Linked DNA regions of Mus musculus: region 1 is linked to region 2. Evidence: chromatin contacts called from ENCODE Hi-C or POLR2A ChIA-PET data. All regions are on one chromosome and are shown on one strand. The core of a region is the stretch at or near the end of the contact, and the rest is flanking DNA. Distances in the headings are between cores, read along the strand shown.

Evidence for each region. A loop is a pair of places that touch in the nucleus more often than their neighbours do. ChIA-PET counts read pairs that join two places held with the same protein, here RNA polymerase II (POLR2A).
Region 1: a loop to region 2 is called in a map of T-helper 2 cell, with 2.4 times the contacts of the local background. The contact joins the promoter of Vps33a here to the promoter of Diablo in region 2. A Hi-C loop is called at or near these places in 7 of 37 maps with a recorded cell type or tissue (CH12.LX, ES-E14, T-helper 17 cell and 4 more). POLR2A ChIA-PET finds 5 or more read pairs at or near these places in 3 of 5 experiments (Patski and embryonic stem cell).

Annotation. Positions count from the first base shown.
Region 1 is chr5:123,569,471-123,574,273 of GRCm38, reverse strand. Vps33a (VPS33A CORVET/HOPS core subunit) reads left to right here and starts at 1,259. Exons shown (of 13, transcript NM_029929.3): 1 at 1,259-1,394; 2 at 2,732-2,797; 3 at 3,292-3,419; 4 at 4,668-4,803. The coding sequence starts at 1,293.
Region 2 is chr5:123,521,991-123,527,412 of GRCm38, reverse strand. It overlaps Diablo (diablo, IAP-binding mitochondrial protein), which reads left to right and starts at 3,249. Exons shown (of 6, transcript NM_023232.3): 1 at 3,249-3,342; 2 at 4,032-4,158. The coding sequence starts at 3,293. It overlaps Mir7647 (microRNA 7647), which reads left to right and starts at 4,718; the gene lies at 4,718-4,776.

The sequences.
Region 1 (4,803 bases), core at 10-2,509, 49 kb before region 2:
GTGTTCCCACTAAGCCATCTCTCTCTCTTATTTTTTAAACTGTGTTTGCCTGAAAGTATCTATCAGTGCTGTGTGCCTTGCTCTCCTAGGTGAGAAAGGGGCACTAGATCCCGTGTTAGCATTTCTTCCAGGCTCTGCTGCGCAGTTACCTGGCAACAGCCATGTGTGCCTGACTCAATATAAAAGAGGCTGCTTGCGGCCCCCCCCCCCCCACTCTCTTACCTTCTCTCTTCCCTCTCCCTTCTCTCTCCTTTCCCCTTTCCTGTCTGTCTCCACGTGTTCCTGGCCGGCCTCTACGCCTCTATTTTCTCCCTCTCCCCCTCTCTCTTTCCCTTCCCCTTTCCCTCCTCTCCCCTCCCCACCTCCTTCCTCAACTCCCCTCCCCATCTCCCCATGCCCTAAATAAACTCTATTCCATACTATATCCGTCATATGGCTGTTACCTCATGGGGAAGGGATGTCTCAGCATAAGCTCGCAGAGGCACCACCTTCCACCTCACCATACCTCACTCTATCAAGCATATCCCTGGCTTCCTTTTCTTGTTTTATAAAACACAACACCCTGGAACCGGAGTTACAGATGGTCACGAGCTATACTGTGGATCCTGGGAACCTGGTCTATGGGAGAGCAGCAGGTGCTCTTAACTGGTGAACCATCTCTCCAGTCCATTTATTGTTTGTTTATGTGGAGACAGGTCTCACTGTGTAGCCCTGGTTGTCCTGGAGCTCGCTATGTTTACCAGGCTGGCCTTGAACTTGGAGAGATAAGCTTGCTCTGCGATTGAACCACTTACTGGGTGTAGTAAGGTGCATTTTGTAGTTTGGCCTCGATCGCCATTTTACACCAGTATTCTAGCTGTGAAGACACAAGGATGGTGCTTTTAAACGCGACAAATAACATCTAAATTCCATCCTTAAGACCTGGGGATGGTGGCTCACGTCTTTAATCCCAGCACTTAGGAGGCAGAGGCAGGCGGATTTCTGAGTTCGAGGCCAGCCTGTTCTACAGAGTGAGTTCCAGGACAGCCAGGGCTACACAGAGAAACCCTGTCTCGAAAACAAACAAACAAAGTCAATTTTCACTGCTCACCATTCTTAGGCATGGTAGGGAAATACTTTAGAAAGGGGCGGGGAGGGGACTCCTCCTCGCATGCGCACTAGGACCTTGAAGGAGCATCACTGTCAGCAGGACTCCGCCTTTCGCGTTCAATGTGCCTCAGCGACTCGGATCACGTGAACGTCCCGTCACGTGACGCAGGCGGCGTCTGGGGAAATGCGGGTGCCCGGGCAAGATGGCGGCGCACCTGTCGTACGGGCGAGTGAACCTGAACGTGCTGCGCGAGGCGGTGCGTCGGGAGCTGCGCGAGTTCCTGGACAAGTGCGCTGGGAGCAAGGTGAGGGACAGGGCCCCGGCGCCACCAAGCTTGGCCGGGCGGGACTGTGCGAGGCCGTGGGGGCGATCAGGTCGCCCGCTCAGTGACAGCCCCTGGCCGGGAGCTCCCCGACCTGCGAGACAGTTGTCCTTTCCAGCCTGGAAGCACGCACGCCCACAGCCCTCGGCACACAGCTTGTGAAAGACAAGCTGTCACTTCGTAACTTCAACATGGATCGTTTTTTGTCTAGATCGGGGACTTCATAGAATTTCCTTTCTTCCTGTTTTCCTCTCAGTGTTTGAGACAGGGTAACGCTGTGTAGCCCTCGAACTCACTGAGATCCACCTGTCACTGCCTCTGAGTGCTGGGATCGGCTCTCCATTTTATTTTTGAGCCTATTCCTGGCTATATAGACTGTTCCTGCCGGCACTCCTCCTTTCTCTCGCCTCTGGCACTACAGGCATGAGCCATGCTGTGAGGTTTTCTTTTAAGCATTTTTTCCCTCTATTCTGAGATTTATTAATCATACCCCATCCCTCTACAGGGAATGGGAAGTTCTAATCTGAAGAAAAAAACAAAACAGATGCTCAAAGAATCAGTTTTGGGCCCGGCAGTGGTGGCGCACGCCTTTAGCCCCAGCACTTGGGAAGCAGAGGCAGACGGATCTCTGAGTTCGAGGCCAGCCTGGTCTACAGAGTGAGTTCCAGGACAGCCAGGGCTACACAGAGAAACCCTGTCTTGAAAAAACCAAGAACACTCCCTACCCCCACCCACCCAAAAAGAATCAGTTTTGTAAACATAGCTCCAACTAAGTCATTGAGTCAAAAAGGCAGATTATTAAATCACAGGGGGCAGTATTAAACTGAAAATGATGTCGAAATCAGATATAATAGATTGTGTGGACCAGGTTTACAAAGTGTTTCTCCTGGAGGAAGCAGGGATCTTTGATGCCAGTATCATGAAATTTCCCCCTTTGTGGAAGGTTCTTTTCGACCCTTAGGCTATAATGTGACCAGAGCCTTTAAAAATCCTAACTCTAACTTTTAGAAGAATATTCTGGAAAGGTGGCTTAGAGGTGAAGAGGGAGTGTAGCTCTTCCAGAGGAGCCCAGATCAGTTGCTGGCACCTACAGACAACCACTTGTAACCCCAGATCCTTGGAAATTTGATGGATCTGGCCTCTGAGGGGAACCGCACCCACCTGCACATACCCAGGCACAGACACATACAACTAGACATAATTAAAGTGGGGGTGGGGCAGGGAAAATATTAAACCTTATAAAATTATATTCTTACTGGTTATAACTGCCTTTTCTGTTGCTGGTGGTGGAATTTCTGAGTGCTTCTCCCCTCTTACAGGCAATAGTGTGGGATGAGTACTTAACAGGACCATTTGGACTGATCGCACAGTACTCACTACTAAAGGTAATATGCATATGCGATTTATCCAAGAATTAATAATTAATCTAGCCTAGTGCGGGTAATGGGATTCTAACATATCTTCCTGAATAATCACTTGCAAAGCTATCTGAGCTGAACAAACACTGGTATTAATACATGATTAACATTCAGCCTAGAGGGTGCCGCTCAGTGGTAGTGTGCTTGCCTGGTATGCACAACATGCCGAAATTGATGTCCAGCATCCCACGGGTGGGGGGGGACGGGGGACGGGACGGGACGGACGGACGGTACAGAAACAACCATTTTGCGCACAAGCACTGTTTTGTGTGACTGTGCCGCAGAGCCTTGGCCGGTATGCTGTGTCAGAATGGTTGGCCTGCGGATGCAGAAACAACGGCTTTATCTTTCAGCTTGGTCCTTCATGTGTTTGGTTGGTTGGGACTCTGAATTACTTACCGATCTGAGAAGGACAGAGTCCAGGGTTCTTACTGGTCTTCTGTGTGTGCTTGCTTTCCTAGGAACATGAAGTGGAAAAAATGTTCACACTTAAAGGAAGTCGTCTGCCCGCAGCTGATGTCAAGAACATCATTTTTTTGGTCAGACCCAGGCTAGAGCTGATGGACATAATTGCTGAGAATGTACTCAGGTACCTCGGAGTTTTGTGGTTTAAAAGACGTTGGGCTTTAAAAGTTTTTTGTTTGTTTGTTTTACATTTGTTTGTTTGTTTTTCTATTTACTTTGGAGGATGGTAGGTGCCTGTGTGGAGGTCAGAAGACGACTGGTAAGAATGAGTTCTGTCCTCCCAAGGATGTCCCAGGGATTGAACGCGGGTCATTAGGTTTGGCGTAGGCGCCTTCCCCTGCTGAACTCTTCCTGTCCAAGTGTCTTTATAAAGACTTTAATGTTCCGAGTACCTTCATTCACCCTCTTGTCAGAGTGTTGGACGGCCATCATTTGGAAGAGTGGGACCAGACAAGGCAAAATGTTAGGAGTAGGATGGAAGACACGTGGCCGTGCTCTGAGTAGCTTGAGGGAAATAACTTCACTTTCTGAGGATGGCTAAAACTTCCAACCTGTGTCAGCAGAGAGAACCCTGCCTTTAAAAACACCACACAGAAACCTCCTGGGGCTACTGTTTTCAAACTGCTGTAGTGGGCTTGAATTTCATAAGCAAACAAGTAAGAACTGTGGAATCAAGTAAGTGAATGTGAAATTCACTCTATAAAGGAAGCCCTCTGGTACAGTTGATTGATGGGGCCCCTGAAAACCTCAACTGTTTGTAGCTGGTCTTGGAAGTTCACAAACAAGGAGACTAGGGAACAGGAGTTCTCATTTTAATACAAGACCGTTGTGTTAAACTGGTTTGGTAAAAGAGGCACTTGTTTTCAAAAACACAGGTGTGCTGTTATAAGATCTGGTTTTGTGTGTGTGTGTGTGTGTGTGTGTGTGTGTGTGTGTGTGTGTGTGTGTGTGTATCTGTTTGTCATGTGATGTGATTTCTGGAATCAGTTTTGTTAACAATTTGGGTATGAGTGTCTGGCTTTTTTTGTTGGGTTTGGTTTTTGTTTTGTTTTGTTTTGTTTTGTTTTATGTGTCTGAGCATTTGCCTAAATATATGTATATGTGCTGTGGTGCCTTTGGACGGCAGAAGAGGGTGCTGGATACCCTTGGGCCTGGAATTTAGACAGTTGTCAGTTGCCATGTGGGTGCTGAGAACCATGGCCGAGCAGCAAGTGCTCCTAACCTCTGAGCCATCCCTGCGCCCCTGAGAGTCCGCCTTTATGTGTTTCCGTAAGCAGTGTGTGTTTGGTACCTGCCAGGTCTTAGGGTGTTAAGAAAAGCAACCTCTGATTCTAAGCAGCACATAAGCTAATCATGTTCACTTCCTTTGCAGTGAGGACAGGCGTGGCCCTACCAGGGATTTCCATATTTTGTTTGTGCCTCGCCGGAGCCTACTGTGTGAGCAGCGGCTGAAGGACCTGGGGGTTTTGGGATCCTTTATTCATCGAGAAGAATACAGCTTGGATCTC
Region 2 (5,422 bases), core at 2,000-4,499:
GTACCCTAGTACATAAAGGTACCACACTTTCTTTATCCATCCTTTGGTTGAGGGGCATCCGGGCTGTTTCCAATTCCTGGCTGTTATAAATAAAGCTGCTATGAACATAGTTGAGCAAGTGTCCCTTTGATAGGATGGAGTGTCCTTTGGGTATTTGCCCAGGAATGGTATAGTTGGGTCTTGTGGTAGATTGATTTCCAATTTTTTGAGAAACCGTATTGACTTCCTAAGTGCCTTCCAGGTTTGCGCTCCCACCAGCAGTGGAGGAGTGCTCCCTTGCTCCTCATCCTCGCCAGCAGGAGCTGTCACTTATGTTTTTGATCATAGCCATTCTAAAAGGTGTAAGATGGACTCATTTCAATTTGCATTTCCCTGATGGCCAAAGATGCTGAACCTTTCTTTAATGCACAGGAAATTTGAAACAGCAAAATGAACTAAGTATCTGAAGCAAAGGAAAGAGGGGAATACAGACACAGTGTTGTCTCTAGGTTGTAAGTGGTACTTTCAGATCTGATGCATAGAGGACACCTTGCCAGACTGTGGAAGCAAAGGGCAGTATGGAAAAATTCTCATCATTTATAGATGGATTACAGTGAATTTTATGCCATGTTGTAGTTCTTTATTATTTATGTAGTGTGTGTGTATGTATAGTATGTTTATATATACATGCATGCATATATATACATATATATATACATACATACATACATACATACATACATACATACACACATTTACACTTGTAGAAACTAGAGGACAGCTTTCAAAGAGTTGGTTCTCTCCTTCCACCATTTGAGTCCTGAGGACTGAATCCAGGTCATCAAGCTTGAAAGCAGGCTCCTTTACCTACTGAGCCACCTTGTCGGCTCCCATGTCCTGTTTCTTAGCTTCAGTTAATCTATTGCTATAAAATACCCCAGCTTGCAGGTTTGCAGATTGCTATTAAATATAAGACACAGAACTGCCTTGAGGGATCGATCCATTTGAAGTGTGAGCGAGGAGGGAAGAGAGGCCTGTTTTGAACAACTTGGCCCTTTCATCTGTCACTCTGGTTATTGGGTGGTAGTATACATCCCGGCAGGCATCCTGTCCTTCTGGTGATGAGGCAGGACATGGAGCCCTTTAGTTGCCCAGGCCTCTGGGGGAGCAATTACTACTCCCTGGCTTCTTGAGCTGTGTGTAGATGTCCTGCCCCCGTTTTTGCCCAGACTTCGCCCAGGCAATAATTTGATAATAAGAGATCCTGATTACATTAAGCAGCCATTTGCTTCTGGATGATGATGTTATAAAAGGGTTGCCATCCACACTGCCTGCTTCTCAGAGGTCAATAATAGTCTTTATAATCGAGTACAAGCAGAAGGATGCGCTGTCTATTCCTGGTCACTTTTCCTTTGTTCCATCAGAACGGGAACATGTTCTGTGCTTTCCCAGCTGGCTCCTTCTGGGCCTCACCTTTGTCGTTGAATTTAGAAGTGGCTATACTGGGAAAGTGCCTGGGCACTGAGTTTGCAAACTGCTAAACTTTGTAAATTAGGATCACGTGCTCTGGGGCTATCATCTATGGTTCTCACACACACACATATTCATGTTCACACTTGTCGTTCTTAAAACAGCAGCTTTTCCATTACTAAGATAGTCTTGGTGAATGTGTAGTGGTTCTGCCAGATCCCAGACTTAACTGGGCTGCTCTCAGTATTAGCAGTATTGGAAGTACAGCCTGTCTGTAGTATTTAGACAAGCAAGACAAGAAGGGGCTTGAAATACCCCCTAGTGTACCACTTGTTCAGCCCATTTGAGTCAGAAGTCCTGGAAACTGCTGATGCCTCATCCTGTAGGCTGTGGAGGTAATGCAGGCAGAGGGCGGGCAGGGCTGTTAATGCCCCGCCTGGTCTGGCATTGCCTGTGCGCAGCTCCCTGGGAGCTCAGAAACCACACAGAGATTGTAATTGGTCGCTAGACCACACCTAGTTGTTGAGTGCTCCAGCTGCCTGAAGACCTCTCAGCTCTGCCCAGATCTCTGGAGTGCGTACAAGTCTACTTTCACCATACCTGAGAGCGGCTGTGGAAGCTGTGGAGGTGGAAGAGTCGTGGAAACTTTGCCAAGTAAGTAAATTGGGAAGAGTGGGAAACTAGAGGCTGCCATTGATGGTAACTGCTAGGCAAGGCAGCAATGAATTTGAGCTAGCTTGTGACTCTTAGCATCTGAGGTGAAATTAGCTAAGGGCAGATGCATAAAGCATATCAAGAAAGATATGAGTGAAATCGAGTTAGTACCCATCACTTGACACCCTTCAATTTTAATCCTGACTGGCTATTAGGCAAGCATACTGGGGGCACACACAAGAAAAAATCCTTAAAATCTATCATCGACAAGGCCAGGGGAATGACGGAGGGAATGAGCAATGTCCTGCTGCTTCCCCTCCACTATGAGACAGGGCCATAGACAGGGCTGCGGCTTGAGTGAAGGGAAAATAAAACTGTCTTCCACTAGCCCATTAGCGGCACCAGCTCCATTAAAAATGCAAGAGATGGTGGGAAGAGAGGGCGGTTGGAGCCTAATACAGAGTCAGGACTGGAAAAGACCAGGCTCCTTCCCTTGTCTGAGTTCAAGTGCCAGTGAGAGTGGGGGGCAACTACTGCTTTAGACTTTCAGTGTAGGGGAGAATAGCACTTTGGGCTTCCTTGGCCTTGGAAGAGTACTGTTCATTGCGTGCAGCCTGTGCGTGCTCAGGCTCCCGGTCTCTGCAGGGCGATGCAGACCTCGTCCACCATCCACGTGCTGCAGTTGCTGCGGGAGCTGCTCGCCTTCGTGCTCCTCAGCTACACTGTGCTCATCGGGGCGCTCCTGCTGGCCGGCTGGACCACCTACTTCTTGGTGCTGAAGTGACAGCGCCCCGGCCCCGCCCTGCTCCGCCCCGCCCCACCGCGCCTCGCCGTGGCTCCGAGCTTCCCCTCCCTGGCCACACAGTCTCCCTTTCCAGGAGCGGCCCCGCCTCGCCTCGCCCCCCAGCCCGCTGCCCGCGTCACGGCGCGCGACCCGGCTTCAGCACCCGTGCACTGGAGCCTGCGGGGACCGGCGACGAAGTCGGAGCGGTTGGAAGCCAGGTGCGACCGTTAGAGCGGTTTCCTGGTGTCCCGGCCCCGCCCACTCCGTTTGTCCAATCGCAACCGCGTCCTCCTCTGGGGGCGTGACCATGAAGCTCCGGGCTCCTTGGGCCCCGCCTCGCTTGCGCTTCTGCTTGCTATGCTGCGTCACTTCCGGCGCGTGCGTCCGGCGTCGGTCCGCCGCGGGATGGCGGCTCTGAGAAGTTGGGTGACTCGGAGCGTCTGCTCTCTGTTCAGGTACGGCCGCGGTAGCAGAGGGCGGGCGGCGGCGGAGAGGAACCGGGAGCGCCGTGCCGGCCAGTGCGTCGGCCCCGGGCCGTGGTGCTGCCGCGTCCCGCCTTCTTCTGAAGTTAGAGGCGGGCCCCCGCCTTCGTCCCTCGTCCTCCATCAGGGACGGGCGCCTGAAAGTGGTTCTCCTCCCACGCATCCCGGGGGCTGGCTTTGGGGGGTCCCCAGGGACACTGAGGGACAGCCGGGCCACGGCGTTGGCTGGCAGCGCATTGTTAGAGAGAGCACGGGTCCCCGTAAACTCGGCCACCGGCGACAGCGGCTCGCTCCCGGGATTTGCTGGAGGCGACCATTGGCGACACCTGGAACCCAGGTCCCGGGGTCTAAAGCTGAATCCTGCGCACTCCGGAGAGTTTTACGTTGGCGTCAAGTTGCTAATCGGCTGCGGCGACTTTGAAACTTCTCCGCCTGGCGGGACGCTTCCACGCGCATTGACCTGTCGCTCGTGGAACTCAGATCGCATGCCCCTGACTCCCGAGTGCCGAGACTTAACTGGCCGTCCTGTGGTTTATTTTCTTAGAAGATTGCGGGCACTTCCTCATTTAGTCTCATTTACTGCTTGGTCCAAAACTCCTGCAGACCACAGAGCCTTTTACAGATTGATTTTGGGCTTTTTAAATTTTGACTTATGTTTCCAGGTACAGACAGCGTTTTCCTGTCTTGGCTAACTCTAAGAAACGCTGTTTCTCAGAATTGATAAAACCATGGCACAAAACTGTGTTGACTGGATTTGGCATGACACTGTGTGCGGTTCCTATTGCTCAGGTAAGGGACTGTCATGTGACTATTATATATAGGGTAAAGGGGCCAGGGAAAGAACGCCCGGACCCTGACTTGCCCCAGAGACTATTTCCAAGTCTTAGTGAACTCCTGAGCATTGGACAAGCTGCCACACTTTCATAGGTACCCCCTTCCATGATGCCATGTACTGTACTAAACCCGCATCTTCCGAGTGGAGCACGTTTCCCATTTTCTCATGTTATAGAAACAGTGTTCTTAACAGATTCTGCCCCCACTCCACCACCCCTGAAACTGAGCATCAGTTGAACTGGGAAGTAGACCGTTATTCTTGTACCAAAATCGAAGGGGCTAAATTTTGCACATGTGCTGCTTAACCTTTGAGGGTCCTGAGGTTAAAAATGCATTGTAAAAGAACTGAAGTGGGGAGGGTAGGCAGAAACGGGAGGAATAGCCATGTGTTTCCCAGCAGCCATCAGGCAGCTCTCACCTTGTTGTAACTCCAGTTCCAGAGAATCTGACACTCTCACACAGACACACTTGGAGGCATGCATATAAAACACCATTCATATAAATTAAAAGTATGAACTACCACCTCCTGGCCTTTTTTTTAAAAAGCACCAAAAGTCCAGGAGGTGGTAGTACACACTTTTAATTCCAGCACTTGGGAGGCAGAGGCAGACAGTTCTTTATGAGTTCAAGGCCAGCCTGGTCTACAGAGTGAGTTCTAGGACAGCCAGGGCCATTACACAGAGAAGACCTGTGTCAGAAAAGAAACAAAGTCAGCTGGTGATGTAATGTGAAGAAAAATATGGTGCAGTGGTGTGAGACAGCTTGGAGAAAGCTGACTGAGTGGCCTGGGTGAGGGAGAGGCCTTCAGCAGAAGGGGTTCCTGGCAAGCCTAGAAGGTGTATTTTGTGTGGTATGCAGCAAAGCAAAGTGGGCGGGCTGGAGTGAGGTTGGAGAGATAACCAGGGCTCAAATACTGTGACTGATCCTTGTGGCTCATTGTGGGGCTTTGGATTTTCTCTGAAGGCCTTGAAGGATTTGTTCTTGGAATATTATGATCTGGCTAATGTTCCAGTTTGATGAGGTGATAGCTGGCAGGCAGCACATGAGTGAGGGAGAGCTGTTTCCCACTTGAATTACCATTTGCTGGGACAGAGGAGTGGGTCTCCATCGGAAGAAAGTTACATTTTAGAAATGTCAGTGAGCAGCTGATAGGAAAGTGATGGGTTTTGTTTTGTTTTGTTTTGTCACTGGCTGTGTGGTTTATGGAGAAGAGCTAAAT